Linked DNA regions of Mus musculus: regions 1, 3, 4 and 5 are each linked to region 2. Evidence: chromatin loops called from intact Hi-C (ENCODE). Cell type or tissue: gastrocnemius. All regions are shown on one strand.

Region 1 (5,000 bases), 200 kb before region 2:
AGAAATAGAAAGAAAGAGAGAAATAGAAAGAAAGAGAGAAATAGAAAGAAAGAAAGAAATAGAAAGAAAGAAAGAAAGAAAGAAAGAAAGAAAGAAAGAGAAAGGAAGAAAGGAAGAAAGAAATAGAAAGAAAGAAAGAAAGAAAGAAAGAAAGAAAGAAAGAAAGAAAGAAAGAAAGAAAGGAAGGAAGGAAGGAAGGAAGGAAGAGAAAGGAAGAGAAAGGAAGAAAGGAAGAAATAAAGGAAGGAAGGAAAAGGAAGGGAGGGAAAGGAAGGGAGGGAAAGGAAGGGAGGAGGGGAAAGGAAGGAAGGAAGGGAAGGGAAAGGAAGGAAGGGAAAGGAAGGGAAGGGAAAGGAAAGGAAAGAAGGAAAAGGAAGGAAGGAAAAGGAAGGAAGGAAAAGGAAGAAAAAGAAAAGAAAAGAAAAGAAAAGAGAAAAGAAGGAAGGAAGGAAGGAAAGAAAGTAATCAAACTGAACAAGTCATGATAAACAAGCCTTATGAATGAGCAGCACCCCTCCATGCCCTCTGCATCAGTTCCTGCCTCCAGGTTCCTGCCTGATTTGAGCTCCTGCTTCGGCTTCCCTCAATGGACTCTGATTCTGAATATGTAAGCTAAAAAACCAAAACCTTCCCTCTGTAGTTGCTTTGGTCATTATGTTTCATCTCAGCAACAGAAACCCCAACTAAAGACAGGCTTTGTGTAGTCTAGAAAATGACCCAGCCCAGTGGTGTATAGTTCCACATGAGCGTAAGCAGCAGACAGAGAGAAGCCACATGTACATAGCAACACATCTATGCATGATGGCTGACCTTGGTTGCCATCTTGACTACATCTAGATTCAACTAAAACCCACCAGCCAGGCGTGGCATGTGAGGTCTTTTCTTGGATCATTTGAAGTGGAAAGATACACCCTAAATCTGAGCCACACCCTGTGGTATAGGCCCACAGTAATGGACGTGAAAACGCCTAGCCACTCCCCCTTCTACACAAGACAGCTAATCTCAGTGCTAGAGAATTCTTTGACCCAATGTTCTGGTGCTATTTGGGCCTCTTCCCAGTCCTGGTCATGATATAAGGACAGAGTGTCCTCTGAGGATTGGAGTCCCTGATCCAAAGTAGGGTCAGGGAACTGCGAGGTGGGTGAGAATGGGAGGTCCTTCCCTCAGCAGTATAGGATAGGCCAGGGGTGGGCCAGGAAAGCAGGAGAGTAGCAAGCCACTTCGAGCTCTTCCTGCACACGTTCTGATGGAGAGCCTTAAAGAGGCCAGCAGTTCTGGCTCTCAGCCTGGCCTTCCAGCAATTCTGCAGCTCAGACCACCAAACAAAGGACCAGAAACTGCATGGCTTAAGCCCCAACCCATCGTCTCACAAATCTGGGCATTGGCAAGAATAGGGAATCAGGGCCCAAGCTGGGCTTCTTCTTTCCAGACCCCAAAGGAAGGGTAAGCACAAGGAGCTGCCAGAACCCAGGAGTGGTCTTTTTCAGCCCTGCATGCTACTTACTAGGCGTTGGGTCCATGCAGCCCATTTCCTCTTCTGGATTTGTTGGTCTGAAAAAAATGGAGGACTCGGTCCCAGAATTCCAATACTGGCTGCTGTTGCTCTGCCAACTGCCTCTTCAACATCCTATCTCGCTTAGAAGCTGTATGTGAACTCAGAAACGTCAGCTAGACTTCTGTCCATTTCTGAGCACGGAGCTGCCTTTTCCCTCATGACAAAGATATGTTGGGACCCTTGAACGGTCTGTCTTGAAAATCTAAGCTCCAGGCATGGATACATACGTGCTCAGACTATCCACCACATTTACCATGTTTGACTTCCTGGGTTCCAAGGTCGATACAAACTAACCAGGCAAACAAAACAAACAAAGCCGAGGTTTGTAGGGATACCTCTAGAGGTGGAGCAGAATTACCAGAGTTAGCAAGGAAGACCACAGGGCATCCAGTGTGGCCATTGCCTGAACCTGCTCCTTTTATATGGGGAGGAGCTGGGATTCAGGATGCGTTTTCATGCATTTCTGTTGTTGGCCACCGGAGGGCAGCAGAGCTACATAAATGTCCTGAGTGTTGTTACAGGTTGTGGGACACAGAGGATTCAGAACAGGACTTTGGGAGCCACAAGGTGCCAGAAAAGTGATGAGAGGAATTAGTAGCCATAGAAGGATCAAGGAAGGTTTCTAGGAGTTGTTGACTCATGCTTTAGACAGGGTTTGAAGTCTGAAAAGGTCCTCTAGAAAAGAGACATTGAACAAAGATGGGGGGGTGGGGGGAGAGGCAAGCTTGCTCCAGAGGCAATATAATAGGACCTAAGATTCTGGCACAGTCCTCAAGCCAGTATTTCAGCATGTGTTAGAACTTCACATCGAACTGCCTTAAGAAAAAAGAAAAAAAAAACTCCAGGAGACACCTTCAGGGAGAACCATATCCAAGGCCTCTGACTGTGTCACTGTGTCCTGTCACAGGGCCTCTCGGCTCTGCTCCTTGCAGCAGCATAGCCATCAGCAGCTACAAGCAGATGCTCAAACTGCCGAGAAGCCACCATGGAGACAGCCTCATTCTCAAGGCTTCTACCAAATGTCTGGGAGTTACTCTGATGTGCTGGGGCTGTGCTACCCAAACATCCAGAAACCATCGCTGCTCCTGATGACCTGTTTTGTGTCCAGGCTGCCTGTGAGAGATGGTCTCCTCCCTCTAACTGAACATGGGGGGCGGGAGGGGCAACAGTCTCCAAAGGAAACATGAGAGGGTCTCAGAAGGGGAGACAGTGGGTGTCAGGGAGGACCCACTGAAACCTGGTCCTCTCTTGTCCTAACTGATTCTGCACCCGGCTGCCATAATGTGCCTCAGTTTCTTTAGCTGGATGTGACATCAGGTTCAAAATAGTACTCACTCACTCCTGTAGGCTCTTAGGCTGTAGTGGCACCTCAGAGTCAGGAAGGAGTCTGTAACAACAGTTCTAACAGCAGCTCTGAGGTTGAAGCTCATTAGAAGGCTATCCTAAGCCAATGTATGGGAAAAGATGGGGTATTTCAACTGCCCAAGCTTGGGTCACGTGACTGCTCAGCAGAGCCAGGGAATAGAGTTTGAGCCACCTATGGCAAGGGGCTCTGTGTCAGGCAGAGCCTAGAGACAGTAAATTAGGGTGCTAGGATAGCCATGATGAAGTAATATTGACTGGAGGCTTGACCAACAGACACAGACTGTCTTATAGCCCCAGAAGCTACAGGTCACCAGAGCCCCACTCTCCTTGAACCTGCATGGCACCCTTTCTGCCCTCTCTAGCTTCTGCTCACAGTCAGGGGTCCTTGGCGTGGTTAGGTTTGTGGATCTGTGTATTCCTGCCTCAGCCACTGATGTGACATCCATGCACACGTCTCTGTGTCACTAAGGCTACCGCTGGCTGACTCATATGCTTTGTCACTATATTCTTCAATGACCATGCCTGTCCACAGAGGTTACCTTCCATGATACGGAGGTTTAGAGCGCCATCACCTGTCTACCAAAGGTGTTTTGTTTTGTTTTGTTTTGTTTTGTTGCCAAAAACTAGTACTGCCCCTGTGGGAAGGGCAACTGGAGTGAGGTAGTCCCAGTTGGCCAGACACAGTTCTGAGACAAGGACTCTGAATTATGTAGGCTAGTCTTGAACTCATGACTCCCCTGCTCTGGCCTCCAGAGTGTTAAGATCGCTAGCATGTGCCATAGGCAAATTATTTACTATTTGGGCCACAGTAGATTTAAGAAGCCTTGTGAGAAGTAGCAACTGGAATTCAACCCAGCTCACAGACTGCTCATCCTTATTGACTGTGAATAGACCCAAAAGAATTAACACACCACACACTGCCTGCAAATAGACACACAAAAAACACAGCGCACACACACCATCTTGCCCAGTCACCTGTGACAACCTCACAGTTGGGTCCAGCAAGGAAATCACTCAATGGTTAAATGGGAAATGGTAGAATGATACTGTGGCAAATATTTTGGAATCTGACCTACCTGGACTTGAACTCTGAATGATTTTATGTCGATAGCTCTACTTCTCTGAGACTTAGCCTCCTGTCTGTGAAGAGATCCCTACCAGGGATGGTGGTACACATACATAACTCTCATATTAGGATGGGGTTGTAGCTCAGTGGATAGGATGCTTGCCTAGCACACACAAGGTGCTGGGTTCACTCCTTAGCACTGTGCAAACTTGACATGGTGGCATATATTTGTGATCCTATCACTCAGGAGGTGGAGCCCAGAGGATCAGAAGTTCAAGGTCTTAGGTAACTTGAGGACAATCTGGGACACATGAGACCCTCGTGTATAAAAATAAAATACCAGCCAGTTGTACTAGCCCTAGCTTTTAACCCCAACACTTGGGAAGCAGAGGCAGGTATATACGTCTCTGTGAGTTTGAAGCCAGCCAGATCTCTATAACAAGATTCAGGACAGCCAGGGTTACAAAGTAAGACCCTGTCTCAGAAGTACATAAATTAAATAAATAAAAAGCTATATAATGGAGCCCTGTTTCAAAAATAATAATAAAATAACTTGTAAGTAAAAGAAAATCCTAGGATTTAGGAGGTGGAGGCAGGAGAATCAAGAGTTTAAACTCATCCTTGATTACAATAGTGAGCCCAAGGTTTGCCTAGGATACATGAAACCTTGTCTCAAAAACTAACAAAAACCAAAATTGTCTCTGAAGGTGTTTGAATGTTAATGATGCTCTATGGATGCTTGTGTGGTCAATCCTGTGTCGTACCAAGAAATGTGGGCACACACGTGGGTATCCTGGGGAGCTGGGACTGTTTAGCCCAGGCTCTAGGGCACCAAACCTGGGAAGTGTCAGCCATGCCTCTTTCTGAGGCTCCAGTCTTGCCCAGCATCTCCCACCTCAGCAGAGCTCCCATAGCTCCCTGGGCTGTGGCTGTGGTCCCAGCAGGAAATCAGTGCCAGTAGCTGCCATCCTCTTCCCTAGCATACAGAAATGCTTCACTGGAGAGATGTACTAG
Region 2 (5,000 bases):
AGCAGGCCCTGCGGGCACTAATTCTACAGTATGGGGAAGGAAAAAGAAAAAATAAAGCCAAGGAGGGACACAAGATGCCTCTGGAGCTCCTCTGCAGCCCACAGATGTCTTCTGAAGACAGGGATTATCCTTAGCAATGGCACTACCTGGGCTCACTATTGAGTTCTTTCAGGGAGGAGTTCTCTTTGTGCAGAAGAGCCTGGCCAGGCTGGGTACAGGAGGATCTGAGCATGCCTCCAGAGGACAGGAACCTCCCAAGCACTGTCTCCCATGCACACCTTACCTCGGACAGAGCCGAAGGGACTTTTTTCTGCTTCTTGAAAGTTGAGGGGCTAATACTCTGGAAGACAGAGGACAAGGCGCTGCCCGAGGAAAAGCGGGACGAGGACAGTGGGAAGCTCATGCTGACTGGACGCTCTGCAGAGGTGAGAAGCCAGGGGAAGGGTTGTCTGGAGTGCTGGCTCAAGTCCCTCCAAGGCTCATGGGGGTGCGGGTGGGAGGAGACGGGCCCAGGATGGCTGGCATGCCCCTTCCTGCTGATGCTGAGCAGAGGCTCTGGGGCATGGTGGCATTTTCCCAGGACATTGAACAGTTGTCCTGGATCCACCAGCAGGACTATGCTTCCTCTGGGTGTGGCTTCAAGAAGGCCCAAGATACATCTGCTGTCTCTCTGGCCTGATACTTCTGGGCACAGCCTGTCACTTAAGTACCAAGTCTCAGGGGTCAATTCAGCTTCTAGGGGACTCTCTCTCTCTCCTTTCCTGACTCCCAAGCCCCTCCCAAGCAGCCTCCCAAACCTGCCACAAAATTCCAAAGACAGCAGGCTCATGGAATATTCATAGAAGCCCTACAGAGAGCTGGGGAGATGGCTCAGCAGTTAAGAACATATCTGCCTTATTTTGGCCTTCAGGGGTACCTGCACCCACATGCATATAACCATATAGACAAATATCGAATAACCCCAAAGAACCATCCATGGCGGACAGCCACAGCAGCCCTGCCTTCATAGGGACAGAGCAGCTGTCAGGTTCCCATGGAACCCAGGTCTTGAGCCTTGGCCTCCCCAGGGGGCTGCCTTTATGCAGAACCTCATCTCTCTTCTTCTGGAGAAAGCAGATTCAAGCAGGAACCCGGGCCATAGAGGCATCATGAGAACTTGGGGAGAAGCCACCAGGCCTGAAAGAAGGCAAGGGCCTTGTAAAGTTACCTCTCATGGAGCCTGGGACAGGCCCATTCCTCAACTTCAGCTCCCGGAAGCAGCCATCACAGACCTTGGCCATCCTGTTCTTGAGGCACTTCAATGGGTACTTGTTTCGAGAGCAGTTCCGGCACACAATCTGACGCCATGTTGAGAACACACATTTAAGCTGTCAGTCACCCTCTCAGTTTAGCCCAGCCCTCACCTCCTCCAGGCAGCCCCAGGACCCTAGCTGCTCTGTGTCACACGGGCCCCTGCTCTTCCAGCCTGGGCTGTAGAATGTCTCTGAGCAAGCGCCTGCTTTTCTGAAGAGCTGTGCTCATAACCATAAGATAACACTCCCCTCCAGTGACCATAATGGTGAGTTCTCCCGTGTTATTAACATGGTGTGGCAGAAAGGCCTGGGACTGCCATGATCAGTGGATTTCAGTGATACCGACAGGAACAAGCTCTACCTCTCAGGCTGGCCTTGAATTCATCTTCCTCTGGCCCCCTGAGCTCCACAAGCAGGAACATGTCCCCATCCCCTCCCCAAGCACACCTTCCCCCCAGTCTGTCACTCACCTTGCCGCAGGCATGGCAGTGGTGGCGCCTCACGGTGAGGGAGAAGTCACAGCCGCAGTTCATGCACATCATGGCATGAGTGACAGGCACCAGGGTGGGGAGCCTCTCACCGAGGCTGATCCCCAGCCTTTCCCGGATCTGCGGCAGCCAGCAACCACAGTCAGGAGAGAGGCCAAGGGACAGTTGGGGAAGTGCAGCCCCTTTCTCCCTAATTCGGAGTCAAGTCTACTCTGTCCCCTGGTCTGCTTGCCAGACTGCAGGGCATGCTCCTGGGTTGAACTGTGGTGCCACGCTCTAACAGAAGCATGGTAGGCGGGACCGATGAGGGTGTTGCCAGGGCCCCGAGGACAGGAGGAACTTGTCTCTGTGAGGAGGATATGGCAGGACCCACCCTAGGAACCCTGGAGTGGCCCCCACTCACCTCCACACTGTGGTGGAAGGCAGCCAGGGCCTGAGTCTTGTAATCCTCCGGAAGGGCTCTGCTCAGACAGTAGTGCCACTCGTCCCGCTCCGCGCAGGAGCTGTCGGCACAGACTCGGTGAGCCAAGGTGCTGTGGCTCTGCTTGGCACCCTCTCTCTTGCTGCGAGTTCAGCAGCCTCTGGGCCCTAGTTGAGCCCCAATGTCCAAGCCCAGGAGAAAGCTGGGTAGATATTCTTAGTGCCCACTAGGTGTCGCCCTCGCCCTGCACTGGAGCATCCCACAGCCTGGGCAGGGAGAAGGTGCCACTTTGGCCGGCAGTAAGGTAGGCAGCCAGGGTGACACTGCTTAAAGGGAATGTATAATCCCCCTCCAGTGGGCAGATATATCAATGGCAGCTGGTACTCCAGGCCATAGGACAGGCAGGAGCAGACAATCGGTGTAGTCTGTCACCAGAAGCTACACACTGAGCCACAAGGCATCAGGCAGAGAGGAGAGGTGGTGGAGCTATCCCAGGAATCACTACCTACAGGAAGTCTTCCCTCTCCCTTGTGGGACCCCCTTTGTCTCTTCTATATTACAGCAAACAGGTGCCATCTACATACATGGGGCTCTCTCCAGACCCCAGATCGACCGGCACCTTGGTCTTGCATTTCCTAACTCCTAGCCTGGGAGAAATAGATTTTGTTTATCAGACAACTGGCTCATGTTGTTTTAAGTACAGCATCCTTCCACCTACCAAGAGCCTCCCCAAAAGACGACGGAATGGTCAGAGATGGGCAACCACTCATCACTTCCCTTTTGTCCTGTCGAGAGTGCCAAGGCTGACAGCCCACTGAGCACACGACACATATGAGTCACCTGAGAACCTCATGCTGAGACAATCATCTATAACATTTTTTAATGAGATACTTTCATGGGGCCTACAGACCTCTGGGCATAGGAGCTGGCATTTATGTTTGGTTTTGTGCTGCTGAAGCCTGAACCAGGGCCTTAGTATGTCAGCCAGACACGCTATCACTGAGATAAGCCCCAAACCTCAGGAGTTCTTCTTTTCTTTTTTCTTTTAGTTATTGCTTTCTATTTGCACGCACGTGTGTACGTGTGTGCATGCATGTCCATGCCTGTGTGTTTTGTGTGTGTTGCGTACACGTAGATATGAGTGAGGAGGTCAGAGGTCAACTTCAGGTATTTTGCTCAATTCTTAACTTTATCTTCATCTTAAAATATTTATCTTCATCTTAAAATATTTATTTTTTTGTATGTTATGCCTGCGTATCTAAGTGTCGTATGCCATGGCGGCCAGCAGAGGGCACTGCAGCTAGAGTATGGCTCCCCATACCTTGCAGACAGTGTCAGACAAGACTCAGGAGTTTCGATCTTCAGAGCATAGGGCACTTTGTCCATCACAGGGCGGCTGACCTGCCAGGGAAACCAATAGCATCTGTTCAGGGTGGGAGGGGGAGGAGCACGGACAGCTTTGTCCACTGCTAGTGGCTGGTAGTGGCTGGACAGGGTTCTGACCAGCATGGATGCTTTCATTCCCAGCTGTCCTGCCTTCTCATCTCAGCATTTCCTTCTCAGGCACCATCCTCAGATGGTATCAGAAATAACATTCCAGAATGTTCTCCATCCCAAGAATTCCCCAATGTGCCCACGCACCCTCGTGTTTGAGACCAAGATAAACCATGCTAGTCCACACATCACACATGCAACAGCTGAGACATGTTCAGTGGTGAATGAACCGAGAATATGCACACACATGCGTGCATGAACACACAAACACACACACAGAGGCAGACAGAGATGAGAGAGGCATAAAGATAGAGATACACAGAGAGGTAGAGAGACAGAGGGGGCAGATGTGGGTGCCCAGAAAAGGAAGGAGACTGACCAAACTTCCACACAGAAATCTTGAACACAACACTAAGTGAAGCCAGCCAGCTCCAAGAAGCCAAATGCTGGAACTCTACCCACATGAAGTCATTCAACCAGTTACATTTATAGAGATAGAACAAACAGGACTCAGTGTTTAATGGAGACAGTTTCTGTTTGGGATGATAGAAAGGTTCTAGAGGGTTTTAACAATGTAACCTAAACCTGTTTGTTGGCTCCCTCCAAGCGGTTTCTGCACTTACTGTCCTCCTCCTGGGGTGACCCTTTCCTCTCCATGTCTTATCCACTCTGAGAATATATCATTGATCCCTAGTTGTAGCTGGGCAGCCCCTATGTTTAAACCTGCAGCAGTCCTCACTGAACGCTGTATCCTGGGGCCTTGGTCCTCCGTAGAGAGAAGAAAGGCTGGATCCATCTCCCCAGCATCTTCCCTGTGATGACACGCCTACCCCAGGGTACCTGGTTTTCGATATCTACCTTCATGTTGGCCACTGGCAGCGAGCTCTTCAGCCGGTACTTCCCATCCTTCTGGGGATGTGTGTACAGGAGTGTGTCATTCATCTGCAGAGAAGGCACACAAGTCACACCAGTCCTGGCCCCGAAGGCTGCAGCAAGCTCTATACGTAGCAGGTCCCTGAGCTCTGGGGTGCAGGCAGCCAGTAGTCCTCGGTGCACACCTCATCATGACAATTATACTCCTACAGGAATGCTCAAAAGGACTTGGCACATCTGCCAATGCTCTGGCACCAAGTGTCAGAGAACATTATGTGTCACAGCCCCAAAGGGAGAACTAACCAAATATCCTTTACAGTTGATGGATAAAGAACCGTGGTCCAGTCAGACTGTGAAATACCACACAGCAACCCAAACGAGCAGGCTGCCAGACTGTAGCCTCGTGATAGGATCACAGGCATTGTGAGGGGG
Region 3 (5,000 bases), 89 kb after region 2:
CTACCCACCTTTTCATGGCACTATTGTGAGTTCGAGGAAATCAACAGACACAAAACACCTGACAAAGTCAAGAGGCAAACATCCCCTATGCACCAAGATGGGCCTGGATTTAAAAACAAAATGGCTTTCAAACTGGATTTCGATCCTGTCTTGGCCCCTGAACAGATCAGAGTAGCTCAATTTCCCATCGTCAGGTTGTTGTTGATGATGTTAACTAGACTGACAGAAAGAATACACGGTAGTGGTAACTAATCCATTATAAGTTCCCGGGAAATATGAGTTAGTGTTCAGTGGTCGCTTGGACTGTGTTCTGCTTACTTTATTGTTGGTTAGTAGAGACAAGTCTGAGACAGATCTTGATTTGTCCGATAGATAAACTGAGGGACAGCAGTTAAGAAACCTGCTCAAGGTCACATAAGCATATGGTGGCTCTGAGATCCAACCCCAGGGAGTCCTGGAGCCATGAGATCTGGAGGCAGGGAGTGTGACATCCACCGGTCACCATGGAAGGCTATCATATTGAAAAGGGAATCATGTCTACAGACACAAATTACAAGGCAGCTAGATCTAAAAGTGCCCACTGCAAAGGCTTCCTGGGGTCAAATCTACATCTAAATTTGTTCTGTTTCCCTCCACCCTCCAGACTCTTAGGAAAGGAGGGCCTGCTCCAGCTTCATACAGGAAAATATGGGGAAGCTGGACTGGCTCTCTCCATTGTTACCAAGCTGTTTTGTTAGGAGAGTAGGGAAAGCCAGCCTATCTCTGTCCAGACTACAACCTTCCCCAGAGAGCAGTGGGTAGCCAGCCCCTGGGAACCCTGTTCCAGTCCTCTCCACTCCTATGCGGTGACTCTCCTCCTTATGCCCCTCAATTCTGTGACCCACGTTAATTACCCTCAGCAACACCAATGCCTGGACACAGGGAGGTGGCTGCCCCACTCCTCAGTCTGTTGTAAGACCAGCCCAATGTCTCCAGCCGCACCTTGCTCCCAAGACAATGACTTTTCAGTAAAACACTCTTAAAAAGAAAAAAAAGCCTCAACTCCTCCTGCCCCTCACACACACCACCACTACTGCCACCGCCACCACCGAGGCCACCACCACCACCACCAACAGCAGCAGTAACAGCAGCAGGATATGGTTCCAAGACAGCCAAAATGGTGGCTTCCTGTTTCTTTGGGGATGTGTGTTGGGAAGTGTGGCATTGAACAGGGTCCTTGGTGAGGAAGGAGTTCCTCTTCTGCTCAGCGATAGCAGTAAAAGAAAACAGGGTGCAACCGCGTGGAGCAGATAGGTCTCAGGATTACTACCTAGCACGCGCTCATCTTTGAGAACTTTCCTGTGTACAGCAGCTGGGAATCCAGATTCCAGGCACCGCCCATCTGACTGAGGCTCACTTTCTCAATCTGCTAAATGGCACTCCTCGGCAGAGATCGCTAAATTTCTTTGAGAACACTTTTGTGTTTCCCGGAATCACTGACCTGGTGAAGTCTGATTCACAGACTGAGACCCGAGGGGGAAGGGGGTAAGAGGGACGCTGACGCTCCTGGGAGTGACGGGGCCTCGGACCGGTAGTGGAGCCCGGGCTGAGGGTTTTAAGAGGGGTGCATCTAGAGGAACAGCCCAAGCTTCCTAACTCAACCAAGGTGTTTGATGGCAGAGTGGGGTGTGTCGAGCCCTGGAGTGCCAGAACAGACTGGCGTCGGCGCCCGGGAACCAAATGCAGCCACCAAAGGGTGAAGGAGGACCTGCTGGGACCCAAAGGACAGAAGGGGAAGGATTGGGTGTTGGAGGGCACGATTTGGAAGGCAGGGTGTCCTGGTTTCTGAGGGGACCCTTCCTCGGGGGACAACGGCGAGGTGCGTGGGACAGAACACCCGAACTCTGGGCTACTAGAGAGGGGAACCCGGGTCCCGCAAGCTCCACTCGCAGAGCCTGCCGCCGGAGCGCGGAAGGTGGCGCGGGCTCCTACCTGCTCTGTGCATCTTCCACCGCGGAGCCCGAGGCTGGTCGCTGCGTGCTGTGCGGGTCGGTCAGTCGGAGTCCCACTGCCGCCCAGTCCACCGCGCCCGCGCCCGCCCCGGCCCGGCCCGCCCCGGGCGCAGCACTCCGCGGCAAGGCGAGGGGCGCTGGGCGCGGGGCTCGGGTTGGGCGGGGCGTCCGCTCAAGCTCGGGGCTCCAGGCTCCGGCCGCGCCTCCGCCCCCTCCTATGTTTCCTCCCGCTCCCGAGAGGAAGGCTTTTTTTTTTTTCTTTTTTTTTTTTTTCTGTGCTGTCAGAGACCGAGGGTCCCGGCGTCCCCACGCACACTTAAAGGGGCCAGGGCTATGATCAAGGAGACCAAAGGAGCTGTACAAGGCTTAGGGACAGAGGCCATCCATCCCTTTATTTTCAGATTTGGATGTTCATTCAGTCTGGGCTAGGCGACCACGGAGCGTGATAGCTACAAGTTCTCTTCCTCATGGAGAGCTCAAATGAAGAGGTCGTTAGGGACAGAAGGCGAATTAAACCAACAAACACCATGGAGAAGCACCCTGGCTGTGAAGAAGACCAGTTGGGGCTCTCCATAGCCAGAACCCATGGGGAGTGTGTGAAATGCGCATTTCCGGGCCCTCATCAGACTCAGAATCAGAGCAACTGCCAGGACTTTCTGAGGAAACCCAAGTCAGAAGCCGGGAGCTTCAGAGTATGTCTGTGTAGTCATCCATCACCTCTTGGAGATGGCTGGAAAGGGCTATCTCGTTTCTGGGGGTGGGGGTGGGGGTGGGGGGCTTGATTCACATTGTATCCAGATAGTGAGACCCAGTATCTCCTCCGTACTGCCTGTTAATGACCATATAGATGCCTTTGCCCTCAGGGAGTCCTGTCTGACATACACAGTCCTACAGCTTGGGTCTGGAGCTCAGAGGAGGTCCCCAGTGAGAGGGGTCAACCAAACAAGAAGTGAAGGAGATAACTTGGGGGGACTTGAGGCATGTAAAGGCATGACATGTCCTTGAGCGGTCTATGTTTCCCTCTACTGTACAATTAAGAACTGAATTTGAATTTTTCAAATGACCTTTTCATCCCAGAGTCACCACACCAGACACTGAAACCTCCAGCCCTTTGTGGAAAAATACTTTTGACTCTGGAATAGAAAATTTATGGCTGGGGTCAGCGAGATGGCTCAGTGAGTAAAGAGCTTGCCACGTAAACCTGGACATCAGAGTTCAATCCCTGGACCTCACATAGGTGGAAGGAGAGAGAGCAGATTCCAATGGTTGTCTCTGGTCTCCACAAGTGCACCATGGCTTTGGGTGCCTTTCCCCAACTCATGCTAACATTAAATAGATGATTAATTAAAAGAGAAAAAGAAAAAGAAAAAAAGAAAATCTGACTGAGTACATTACTGGTTATTGGTAGATTCAATCGATCTGTGCATGGTGGTTAGCTCAGGATGGAGGTGATGCTGGTGGAAATGGAGGTGACAGAGATGACATTAGAAGTGAATGAGGACATTGGCGGTGAAACAGAAGGAGAGAGAGTGGTAGTGCCCCAGGTAGAGAAGGAGTGGTCATGCAAGTCATGGTGTCCTCAGTGTAGGTGGTGGAATAGGTGACGCAGAGGTGGTGAGCAGGTAAGAGGGGAAGGAGTTGGTGGTGATAGAGGTGGAGATGGAGCAGGTGATAACGGGGGTAGAAGTGGCAGAGTTGAGGCAGGAAGACGGTCAAGGTGATGGAAAGAGTGGTGATGATGGAGATGATGGTACACGGGATAGAGATGGCTGTGTTTTTCCAGGTGGTGATGGTGGAGATGGCATATGGGATAGAGGTGGTTGTGTTTTTCCAGGTGCTGATGGGGATATTTGGCAGTGACACAATAGTAGGGAATGACATGTGGTGGGCAGGGGCAGAGGATGCGGAAGTGGTTAAAGTGATAGAGATGGCGGAGGTGACAGAAAAGGTGGATGGTAGAGTCAGTCAGGGTGATGGGGGTAGGAGGAGTATATGTGATAGAACTGATAAATTTGCTCGGGTTGACGGCGACAGTATGGGTGACTGGGCTGATGGAGCCGGTGTAGGGATGGAGGCGTGAAGGTGCTGTGCACGGTGGAAATGGAGTTTGGCAGCGTGGGGATGATGGAGTCAGCTGAGTGGTGGTAGAGGTGGTGGCGAGGATGAGGGGATCTATGTTTTAAGGTGTGTGAAACGGAGTGAACTGGTAAATCCATTGATGTAAAAAAAAAAAAAAGAGCTTGTCTTTTAGAATAAGCAGTAAAATCCTAAGAACATGGCCTCAGCGGGATCAGGAGGGAGGCTCTGGTTCAGTGGCCGCTACTGTTGATTTTGCTCTGGGGTTTGTGGGGAGGGGTTCAGGGTGGTGGCAGGAAAATCCCGGAATGCTTTGCTAAGCTCTGCCAACCCAACACTGTTGGATGTGGGATTTGTGAGCACAGCCCCAAGGCCAGTTGGGAAACCTCACAGCATTCAACCAGTTCACCTGCAGGCAGAGGGGTGGTGGGTGCGGAGTGACAGGCTGTGAGGGAAAGACTTGAACCCCTTTGTTTTCGAACTCCTTTGTTTTTCCTTTCCAGAGAAGATGGATCCCAAAGCTTTTGTTTGCAGTGGCTTTGCAACCATCCTGCCCAGGGTGATGACATGTGGTTACCATTTGAGCCTTGAGGAATGCATTCTTCCCATTACAAGGATGGGGACCATTACAAGGATGGTCAACTTCGACCCGAAATGTATGTTTGGTTTCTTTTTGTTTTTTAATTTTAATTTTAACTTTTTAATTATTTGGTTGTTTTTATTGTTTCCTGAGACAGGCTTTCTCTTTTCTGGGACTCGCTCTGTAGAGCAAGCTGATCTCAAACTCAGAGAGCAGAGTCACCTACTGTGGGGGATGGGGTTCTATGTTCTTATTATGTGCTGTGTCAGAGAGCATCTGCTGCCTCAGTTACCCTGGAGCTGTGGTGGGCATGGGATGCCTGTGGCCTGCCTCAACAATCAGAGCCTTATAGA
Region 4 (5,000 bases), 170 kb after region 2:
GAGACCTAGCAACCTAAACTTGAACCTGGAGCTAACCCATGTAAAGGTGGAACAGGAAAACCAACCCTACCAAGTTGTCCTCTGACCCCATACAGAGATACACACAGTAACAAAATTTTGAGCTTAAAAGCTGAAACTGGAGCTGTAGCTCAATGACAGCACATGACAAACATGTGCAAGGCAAACCTGACACCTCAAAACACACACCACCAAAAATTCTTAAATTTAAAACTTCACTCAATTCAACTATCAGAAAATTTATATGTTTGGGACAACCTGGATATGAGTTTAGTACTTTTCAACTGCTTTATGACACCTAAATACAGATAAAAGTGTATCTGGTGGAAAATGAGTATGCAAGCTCGGCTACACTGCGGGCTACAGTGCACTCTGGAATTTAGTATGAAAACAATAGGGAAGTGTGGCTTAGCAGTTGTTAGTGTTTGGTCCTCTTGCAGAGGACTCTGTCCGTAACACCCACAGAGCAGCTCTACTTGTAACTCCAGCTCCAGGAGATGGCACCCTCTTCTGCCCTCTGAGGGCATCAAATACACACGTGGTACACATATACATGCAGGCTTTCACACATAATACAAAACCAAAAGCAGGTGTGATGGTACACACCATTATTCCCAGCATTTGGGAGGCAAAGCAGTCTGATCTCTGAGTTTGTTGCCAGCCTGGTTTACATAGCAAGTTTCAATACAGCCAGGGATTATACATATACAGAACCCCTGACTATCTATGTATGTATGTATGTACGTATGTACGTATGTATGTATGTATGTATCTATCTATCTATCTATCTAAGCTTTTTAAAAAAGAAACAAAGTACCTCTTGATGTTTTCTGTATCCTGAATGTATACTAAGATGTTCTGAATATATTAAGTTCAATAAAAAAATTAATTTCTTTTTTTTTTTTCAAGACAGGATTTCTGTGTGTAGCCCTGGCTGTCCTGGAACTCACTCTGTAGACCAGGCTGGCCTTGAACTCATAAATTTGTCTGCCTCTGCTTCCCAAGTGCTGGGATTAAAGGCATGTGCCACCATAATTTCATTTTTAAGATATGGTTCTAACAAAGTTAAAAATGGCCTGGAAATGTAGTTCAGTTGGTAGAATGCTTACCTAATATGCAAATATAGCCCTGGGTTAAATACCCAGCAAGACATAAACCAGGTGAGGTGGCCCACACCTGTAATCCTAACACTCTAGGGACAGAGGTACACACAAGAGGATCAGAAATTCAATACTGACACTCAGCCTCCTGTGGCTCTCCATCCATCCACATTGTGCTCAGGTGCTGAGAACAAGTGACTGCTGAGTGCATATCCCTCAACAATTAGGAACACCAGAAAAGGGAACAGAGTGCCAAGCTGGAAGGCAGAGGACTGAGAAATGCAATCTTCAGGGCAGAGCATAGCCATTGCACAGACACAGCACACCCAGTCTTGACAGTAGCTACAACTGCCTGCACAGGGCCTACAAAAGTGACTATCACGGAGCAATCACTGAATGGGAAGGGGATCAAGGGGCCCTATCTCTCCTTGCTGAACAATTGGTTGGGATGGATTCTGATGGTAAGGCAGTCATTGTCTAGGTCCCAATAGACAGATCACAGATAGTCTCAGATAAAATCAGTGGATCACAACACAACAAAATGAAAAGATGGAAAAAAAGGACTTGTGTGGAAGAGAGGAAGTTGACAGGGTGGAAGGAGATCTGAGGAGGGCAGAAAGTGAGGGGAAACAATACACTGTGCACATACATGTACGAAAATTGTCAAAGAATAAACTAAAAAATGTTCAATCTCTGCTACATACGAAGTTTGAGCTACACGAAACTGTCTTCCCCCAAAAAGGAAAAAAACAAAATGAAAGCGACACATTGATTGCATCCCTAGGAAGCCAATAGTCTTGGTGCATGGCTCTGAACTCTGAGGACTCTGCTGCCATCTGCTGGACATCCTGGCACAAAGCTGGTCCATGAAAAGTAAGTTTCTGAAGCTGACTTCAAGATAAATCTGAGGGACTGTATATAGACCTTTTAACTGGTGTCATAAAGAGGAGACTAGAAAGAAACTTAGTCTTCAAAACCCCAGAGGAAAATGACCTACAGGTACTAGTTGAGGTGAAGAGTAACTGCGCTTGACTGCTGCTGCTCCCAAAGGGCTGTGGTGGCCAGGTCCTCCCATGCCTGCTGGCTCCATTCAAGGCCCATTGCTGCCTGGCTGTCACTCCTGCCTTCTCTCATCCCACCACATTCTCTTCTTGATACTCTGCCTCATAAAAGCACTTTATCTCCAGCGATCAAACTATTTTCCTTTTATTCTGCCTGCAGCTTGCTATGTAGTCCAGGCTGGCCTTGAACCCACCTCTGCTCCCATGTCTGTCTCTTTTCTGCTTTTGCTTACAGTTGTGACATGTCTAATAATTCTATTTCCTTCTTTCTCCTCTAAACTATTTCCTTATTTTAGCTGAATTTATAGTTTTGGCCCTTATCTTTAGTCCTCCAACTTTTTTCTGGCTATTCTGGGTCCCTAGCATTTCCATATGAATTTTAGGATACATGTGTCATTTCTGGAAAAAAAATTAAGGGTAGCTGAGTTTTGATGTATTTAAAGGAGGTATTTGCCTGATGAGACTAACAGGACTGCATTATGTCTAGCTTCTGCTTTTGTTGTGGAGTTCAGAGGTAATTTTGGGATTTGTCCAAACTTTGTTAATACTGGGGCAAAAGACTGGCAGCAGAAGATACTAGGAAAAGCTTAAGCCTGGAAATTAGACATAAGTCTTGTTCCAATACAATGCCACATGACTTCGAGGAAGAACAGGGCATTTCCACTCATGTGAGCAGAGACAAAGCATCAAGGAAACCCCAAAGAGGTGGGTCTTCCTTTGCTACACTGTTCTCAGAGGGTTGGTGGTCAACTCCTGACTGCCTGTCTGCAGCTGCATAGGTGAATGCTCCGAACACCCCTACTGAGTGACGTCCTTTAGATTCCTGTGCACCAAACGTCCCTGCTAAATAAGAATATAGGCAGGGACCTACCTGCTCAGCACCATGGGGTCCAAGTCTGACCTACTCAGAGAGTCAAGAAGACTAAAGTAATGGAGAGCATCAGAAGGCACAGAGGCAGGAGGACAAGTCAAAGCTCTAACTGGCAAAACTAAGGAACACTGGTTTCTAAACAGCTCAGCAGCCTTTGCAAATGCCCAAATAGTTCAGCCCAACTCCAGATATCTGCAGAGGACAGACATAGGCAACTGAGTAACAGGGAACAGATCAACTACCAACTTCTACCTCTGAACTGTAGGTGCTCTTCCCCAACCTTAGAGCTTCAGATGTGACTACCTAGTGTCCCAGCAGCTTCCTTTTCCCACGCAGCCCTCTATAATAGGCCCTCATTTGCCTGTTGGACAAATCCTCCTCATGTTGCTCCATCACCTGTCAGGGAAGCTGAACCTGTGGAGTAGACACCTGCATGCTAACACACTTCTGAAAAGAAAAGAATGGAGCCCTAAAAGCGAAGTCATGAGAGGGTGTGTTTGTAAAGAAGGGTTAAAAGCCCCTCAGAGGGGTATGGAGAGATGAATCCATAGTTAAGAGCACTGGCTACTCTTCTTGTGGAGGACCAAAGTTCCGTTCCCAGCACCCACATAGTAGCTTACAATTATACATAACTCCAGGCCCAGGGTATCCTACACCACCTTCTGACCTCCTTGGCACCAGGCACACGTGGTACACATATATACAAGAAGGTAAGATGTTCACATACATAAAATAATCTAAAAAAGAAACAAGTTCCTCAGTATTTCTCAGATTAGCATTTATAATTTACACACCTGGAACCCCAAATGAGTCACAGCTGGGTCAGCATGGAGAGAAGATAGTCCCCCTATACCAAGCGGTAAGAAAATGAACAACCTAAGAGTCAATGAGCTCTCACTCCTCCCTGTCAACTAATGTGGCCTCAAGCCTGTGCTCCCTGGGAAAGTACAGGAAGAAAGAAGTAAAACTCAGTCCTGACTGACTTCTATGAGACAAATACAACCAGCATGCTTTACAGGTCATGTGACTTGTTTATAATAAGATATCATATCATCTAGTGTTTGGAAAGTGACTGTGGGCGCTTGTGGTGAGCTTTCAGAGGCAGGAGTGGATGTGTGTGAAGAGCTGGGTTCCTGGCTCTGGCCAGAGGAATGTCCCAAGTCACTTGGTGCTGATCCTGGTCTGCTCTGTGGCTGGCTACTCATAGGAGCAGTTCTCTTTTGACCCACAAAGTAATTTGAAGGTGGGGCAAACTCAGGATCTCGCTCAGCTCGGAGTTCTGACTGCTTCTTCGACCAGAATCCAAAGGAAAAGTCTATGAAAATAGAAAGGGTATTATTAAAAACAATTATGAATCAGTCAAATTTATTGAATACTTTTCAGTTCTTATATGCATTTTAAAAGCCACGACAGATTATCTAAGAACAAGGATAGCAACACAAAACCCAGCTAAGAAATGGAGTAGCCTACGACAAGGAAAGATTAGATAATGGCTCTACGGAGAGGCTGACAGGCTCTGGACCACACTGCCAAAAGGGCACTACAACTACAGAGAAATGAAACAGTCAAGTATATGCTGACGTTGGCATGATTAGGTGTTTCACATCAAAGCAGTCTCTCATTTGTTGTGTTCTGGAAGACACAGAAGGGGCTCATCCAATATGAGCAGAGGCTCTATACATTTCTCATCAACTCCAACAGCAGGAGCTAACATTCCACTGAAGTAGTTTTGAACGAGGCATAACACAGTCTGCTGCCGCAAAGACTGTGGTGGGCACTTTGGTGAAAACTTAGAAATGTGCATGTACAATGGAAGCTCAGGTAAACTTTCAACCGAATATAGAGGATTGCTAAAGACAGAATTCCTCAGACACCGGCCTCTCTCATACCTTAAAAGCAGTTCCTGGAGAGTAACATTCTAAGCTGAAAAACCACACCTAAAAGTATGGA
Region 5 (5,000 bases), 290 kb after region 2:
AAGCTTTAGCCAGGATGAATTGTAAGTGCAAATGCCCTGGGGCAGGAGATTTTGACCCAAGAGTGAGGGGCAGCCTGACTGCTACAGATGGCTGAATGGGAAGGAACCAGGACCAAAGGGGTGAAGGTAAAAGCCAGGGGCTGAGGAAGTGACTAGTTGCCTCAGGGAGAGCTGATGTGAGACCAGAATGCTTGGGGTGGAGGTAAGGAATGTTTCTGCAGTACAATGGAGGCCTGGCCTGACTTGCTGATGGCTGAATAGACTGCCTTCCCTCCGTGGCATCATCCCCTTCCTCAGCAGTAAGGGCTAAAGGACAGCAGAGTTAGGCTGGGCAGGACAGCAAGCATCTTTACTTTCCACGAATCTTTATATTTTCCCTCCCCATCATTCCAGACACAGTGGCCAATGCTTCAGGCCCTTTGGTGGTAGAAATAGCCAAGACCCCAGGATCTGCCCTGGGGATCTCTCTCACCACTGGCTCCCACCGGAACAAGCCAGCTATCACTATCGACCGTATCAAGCCAGCTAGCGTGGTGGACAGGTGAGGTGAAGCAGGGCTATGCAGGGCAGAGGCAACCTGTGTCTCTGTCCTCTGGACCAGCCTCTCTGTCCCCCTGTCCCCCAGGAGTGGTGCGCTGCATGCTGGAGACCACATCCTCGCCATCGATGGCACCAGCACAGAACACTGCTCACTGGTCGAGGCTACTAAGCTCCTGGCCAGTGTTACTGAGAAAGTTCGACTGGAGATCTTGCCTTCGCCCCAGAGTCGTCGGCCCCTGAAGCCCCCAGAGGCAGGTAGGCACCTTGGCAAATCTCAAGACCCAAACCTGGCATGGATGGAACAGGGCACCAGAGTTCCAGGACAAAGCCTTAAGCAGGCACACTTGGCAGGGAAACTGAGGCTTCAGAGGCTGTGGGAAGGACTGTGGGAGCCAGATGTTGGGATTTGTTCATTTAGTCTCTGCTAAGGGCCTGGCTCTGCAGGAAGCCTTTGGGATTCTTTCTCAGCCTCCCTACAACTTAAGGAGGCAGCCACTCTCCAGGGCCCATTTAACAGAACCAACAATAGAGACCAGAGCCAGGAATGGGGGTAGCCAATCACTAGGGCCCCATGTGGTTCCATGCTGCCACAGAATTTTAGGGGCCTTGTGGGCACCATATGCCTGCTGTGCCCCTGAAGTTTTTACAGGGGGCTTTTGTGGGTAGCACTCAGCCAAAAACCTCTTGAGTCCAGAGCCAGTTCCCTGAGGGGACTGATTTTCCTGGTTGGCAATGCAGCTGGGGCCTGGTCACGGCTTGGCACAGGATGAGTAGCAGTGCCCATGAGCAGAGCCCATGTTCTGTGCCTTGCTGGCTTGGACAGTGCAAGGATCTTGGGTCTCACCATTGGCTTGTGGGGACTATAGTCATCCGGACAGTCCCAGACACCCAGGCCACTTTCCTCTTCCCACTGCCACAGTGAGAATACAGAGGAGTGAGCAGCTGCACCGCTGGGACCCCTCTGCCCCTTCTTGCCACAGCCCAAGGCCAAGCCACTGCAGGGCACCCACCTGGGCAGCTGGAGGCCCGGACCAGAGCCGATGTAATGTATCTGCTGCTGCAGCAATGCTGCCGTCCTAAAACCCCTTCCTGGTGGGTGGTGTCGGTACATGGGGTGGAAACCAACACAGGATCAAGAGGGGATGCCCTGCATCACTTAGCTCATCCCTAGCGGTCTGTGGAAATCTTGGTCAGTGAGGCTCAGGGGGTGGAGACCTGTGTGAGGTCACACAGTCAAGGACTTAGGTGAAGGGGAGAAGGCATGCCTGTCTGTGTCCCTATGGATATGTGGTTCTCCTCCCCAATCCCTATGCAAGTGACTAGGGCCCTGCTGGGGCTCATGGGGCTGTGCTCTGGTCTCCCCAGCTGTGTCCTCGACTCCCTTCTCCTCACCGACTATGAACCCCGCCTTTCCCTGTGCCAACGCCAGCACCCTGCCCAGAGGACCCATGAGCCCCAGGACAACAGCAGGGAGGAGAAGGCAGCGAAGGAAAGAACACAGGAGCTCTTGTAAGCAGGAAGCCATCTCCGTGGGACACCTGAGAGGCGGAGGATGGGGCTGGGGGTGAGGCTTGGGTAGTGTGGCCACCTGGATATGGTGCACCCTGGGGAGTCCCAGCTGTTACAGAAAGGAGCCTCTGAAGCCAGTGTGTTCAGTGTCTGATGCCTGTCACTAAGGACCACATAAGATCATTTCTGTGATGTGTCCAGGGAAACCCACAGGGACAGAAATAGGTTGAGGACAGATTGCCTGGGGCAAAATGCAGGTTCTGGGGCAATGGGTGAGGAGACAGCGATTCCTTTATTCTTTTTTTGGTTTTGAGACAAAGTCTCGTTATGTGGCCCAGTCTGGCCTAGAATTTAGTCTTTCTGCCTCAGTCTCCTAGCTAGGCTCCTATGGGAGAGGATGGCAGTGTTTTAAGCCATCAATTTATACACTAAGCAGGTGACCAATATTGTTTGGGAACTTCCTATCAAATAAAGCTGTTCCCGGGACCCTCAGTGGTTAAGAGCATTTGCTGCCCTTGCAAAGAATCCAAATTCAGTTCCCAGCACCCATGACAGGCAGATCACAACCACCTGTACCTGCATTTCCAGGGGGAGCTGACACCCTCTTCTGGCCTCAGCTGCAGATACCTGTACTCACAGACACACACACACACACACACACACACACACACACACACACACATGTGCATAATTAAACACAATAAAATAAATCCTAAAAAGAATAAAGCTATTACCAAGGCAAAGAGACATGTAGACTATAGAGCACAGAATATAGCGCTGCCCAATCCAGTTTTGCTCTCCAGTTACCCACATTCAACCGCAATGTGAAAATATTAAATAGACAAATCTGGAAATAGACCATATGCTTTAAATTGAACAGTGTCCTGAGTAGTGTGGGAAAGGCTTACATCTGCCCCACTTGGTCCATCCTGGGATGTGAGCAGCGTGCTTACCCAGTGTATCCATCATGTGCACACTGCTCAACTGTTAGTCATTCTCCATCATCTCTCTTGGTCAGACTGGCTAGAATCTGCTGCCCAGGTGATCTAGACTTCACTGAACAATGTCCGGAGCAATGGTCACGGGGCTGGAGATGTAGCTCAGACAGGAGATTGCTTCTCCAGTGTATATGAAATCCCGAGTTTTACCCTTAGCACCAAATAAATGAGCAAAGTGATACCTGCCTGTAATGCAGCATCCAACAACCCTGTAATAGGGAGGAAGGAAGGTCAGAAGTTCAAGGTCATGCTCAGCTGCACAGAAAGATCAAGGCCAGTCTGAGAGCCTGTTTCAAAACTAAACAAAGGGTGCTACAATATTGATTCTGGTGATTTTATGAGAACACACCGGTATAATAGTTACATCTCATCAAGCTACAGTTAATGTCTCTCTTCCCCAGGGTTGTTTGTAGATGAAACTTCATCATAGGGCTGTATGATTAGGGTATCTGTAGGCTTTGTGTGGTACTATCTGTGGTTTCAGGCATTTCCTGGGGTCTGGAAATACATGCCCTATGGATGGAGGTGGGGGTCTGTAATATAATAAATAACACAGGCACCTAGAATCTCTTGTCTTACAAAATAACAGTCCCTAATGCTGTCTCTCTTAGCCACGGCTTATGCAGGGTAGATGCCATCATGGCCCTGTACAGACAAAGGAACTCAGGCCCATCCTAGGTGGTTCCGGGACTCCTGCTCACCTGCCTCTCTGGCTCCCAGACCTCGTGAGGACTCTTAGTGGGCACCCCTGGAAAGCCTCACCAGGGTTCATCTGAGTATGAAACCCTCCTGTCCCACAGTGTCACTGGCCTCCAGCACGGTAGGGCCCGGCGGGCAGATTGTTCATACGGAGACCACGGAAGTTGTGCTCTGTGGAGATCCTCTCAGTGGCTTCGGCCTTCAGCTGCAAGGAGGCATCTTTGCCACCGAGACCCTGTCCTCCCCACCCTTGGTGCGATTTATTGAACCTGACAGCCCCGCTGAGAGGTGAGTCTACTGCTTCCGTGGGCCTACAATCTTTGGAGCTCTAGTCCAGTGGGAAAACTGAGCCACAACTATGGGTCCCAGCTTCATAAATATACCTTACTTAATCAGCATATTGGCCCCATCATCAGCCCCAGAATTACACAGTATGAAAACCCTGTCTGCCTGTACTCAGAGGACTCTGTGTGTCTTGTGAGGACAATGGTACCATCCCCAGTGATTAGATAGAAACTGAGACCCAGCCAGGTCTTAGCTGGGGACAGGACTGAGTTCAGAGACCAGGAGCTGAGAGTAAGCCCCCACTTCTCCCCCACCTGAGGTTCTAGTCACCGGCTTCTTCTCTCCACCGGGCTCTGGGGGTTAGGTGTGGTCTGCTGCAGGTGGGGGACCGAGTCCTAGCCATCAATGGCATTGCCACTGAGGATGGGACCATGGAGGAAGCCAACCAGCTGTTGCGGGATGCTGCGCTGGCCCGCAAAGTTGTTTTGGAGATCGAGTTTGATGTGGCAGGTGAGTGGGCCACCCAGCTACACACACTCTGGGACCCTGCCCCTCCCTGCTTGGTGCTCCCTGGGACTTTGCACCAGCCTAAGTCCTGCATAGGGATGAGGGAGTACCACACAGGAATCAGGAAGCAGGAGGACTTAAAGTGGATTGATTTCATGCAGCAGGGACTCCAGGCAGAAGAAGTCAGGGTGCTGATCCTGGGAGTCCCATATGAGAATGTCTGGATAGGAAACAGCCTCCCTCTGCCCTCGGCTTCCCCATCTGTCAAATAGTAGAGACCAGAGGTGTGGTATGAATTAGAGACAAGTTGTAGAAATGCCTGGATCCAAATGGGTCACGTTTTGCTACAGCCTTCCCCCCCCCCCCCCCGCACTGGCCAGTAGTCTCCAGCTCTGGCCTCCACCCAGCACTCAGCTGTTTAGAGCCAATTTGTCAGCCTTCTCGGCCTCAGCCTTCCTCCTC

Evidence for each region. Peaks named below come from ENCODE experiments on the same cell type or tissue, not always from the same donor. Only the 100,000 strongest peaks of a DNase experiment are listed, where the experiment ranks them.
Region 1: a loop joins it to region 2, with 4 times the contacts of the local background. A loop is called at or near these places in 7 of 42 quality-filtered maps.
Region 3: it touches region 2 in a loop (2.2-fold over the local background); 6 of 42 quality-filtered maps call a loop at or near these places.
Region 4: a loop joins it to region 2, with 10 times the contacts of the local background. A loop is called at or near these places in 39 of 42 quality-filtered maps.
Region 5: it touches region 2 in a loop (4-fold over the local background); 38 of 42 quality-filtered maps call a loop at or near these places.

Annotation. Positions count from the first base shown.
Region 1 is chr6:92,266,253-92,271,252 of GRCm38, reverse strand. Gm30688 (a long non-coding RNA gene) reads right to left here and starts at 1,618. Exons shown (of 5, transcript XR_001785327.2): 1 at 1,505-1,618. In gastrocnemius, a CTCF peak has its summit at 2,016 (motif pointing right); DNase peaks (open chromatin) are centred at 2,029 and 4,982.
Region 2 is chr6:92,064,785-92,069,784 of GRCm38, reverse strand. It overlaps Fgd5 (FYVE, RhoGEF and PH domain containing 5), which reads right to left. Exons shown (of 21, transcript NM_172731.3): 13 at 4,554-4,637; 14 at 3,523-3,602; 15 at 2,184-2,283; 16 at 1,763-1,900; 17 at 1,208-1,337; 18 at 284-417. Among named protein-coding and RNA genes, the nearest start is that of Nr2c2, 25 kb to the left of the region's middle. In gastrocnemius, CTCF peaks have their summits at 2,434 (motif pointing right) and 3,475 (motif pointing right); DNase peaks (open chromatin) are centred at 2,443 and 3,519.
Region 3 is chr6:91,976,014-91,981,013 of GRCm38, reverse strand. It overlaps Fgd5 (FYVE, RhoGEF and PH domain containing 5), which reads right to left and starts at 2,049. Exons shown (of 21, transcript NM_172731.3): 1 at 1,972-2,049. The coding sequence starts at 1,984. In gastrocnemius, no CTCF peak of the experiment used is centred here; a DNase peak (open chromatin) is centred at 2,042; H3K4me3 peaks cover 3,090 bases; H3K27ac peaks cover 3,091 bases.
Region 4 is chr6:91,898,657-91,903,656 of GRCm38, reverse strand. Ccdc174 (coiled-coil domain containing 174) reads right to left here. Exons shown (of 11, transcript NM_172730.2): 11 at 3,809-4,365. The coding sequence ends at 4,070. It also overlaps a transcript of 4930590J08Rik not described here. Among named protein-coding and RNA genes, the nearest start is that of 4930590J08Rik, 3.1 kb to the left of the region's middle. In gastrocnemius, a CTCF peak has its summit at 1,959 (motif pointing left); a DNase peak (open chromatin) is centred at 1,951; H3K27ac peaks cover 200 bases.
Region 5 is chr6:91,779,365-91,784,364 of GRCm38, reverse strand. Grip2 (glutamate receptor interacting protein 2) reads left to right here. Exons shown (of 24, transcript NM_001159507.1): 8 at 394-541; 9 at 626-795; 10 at 1,460-1,582; 11 at 1,906-2,049; 12 at 3,848-4,034; 13 at 4,396-4,541. Among named protein-coding and RNA genes, the nearest start is that of Grip2, 26 kb to the left of the region's middle. In gastrocnemius, no CTCF peak of the experiment used is centred here; DNase peaks (open chromatin) are centred at 1,284 and 2,062; H3K27ac peaks cover 1,675 bases.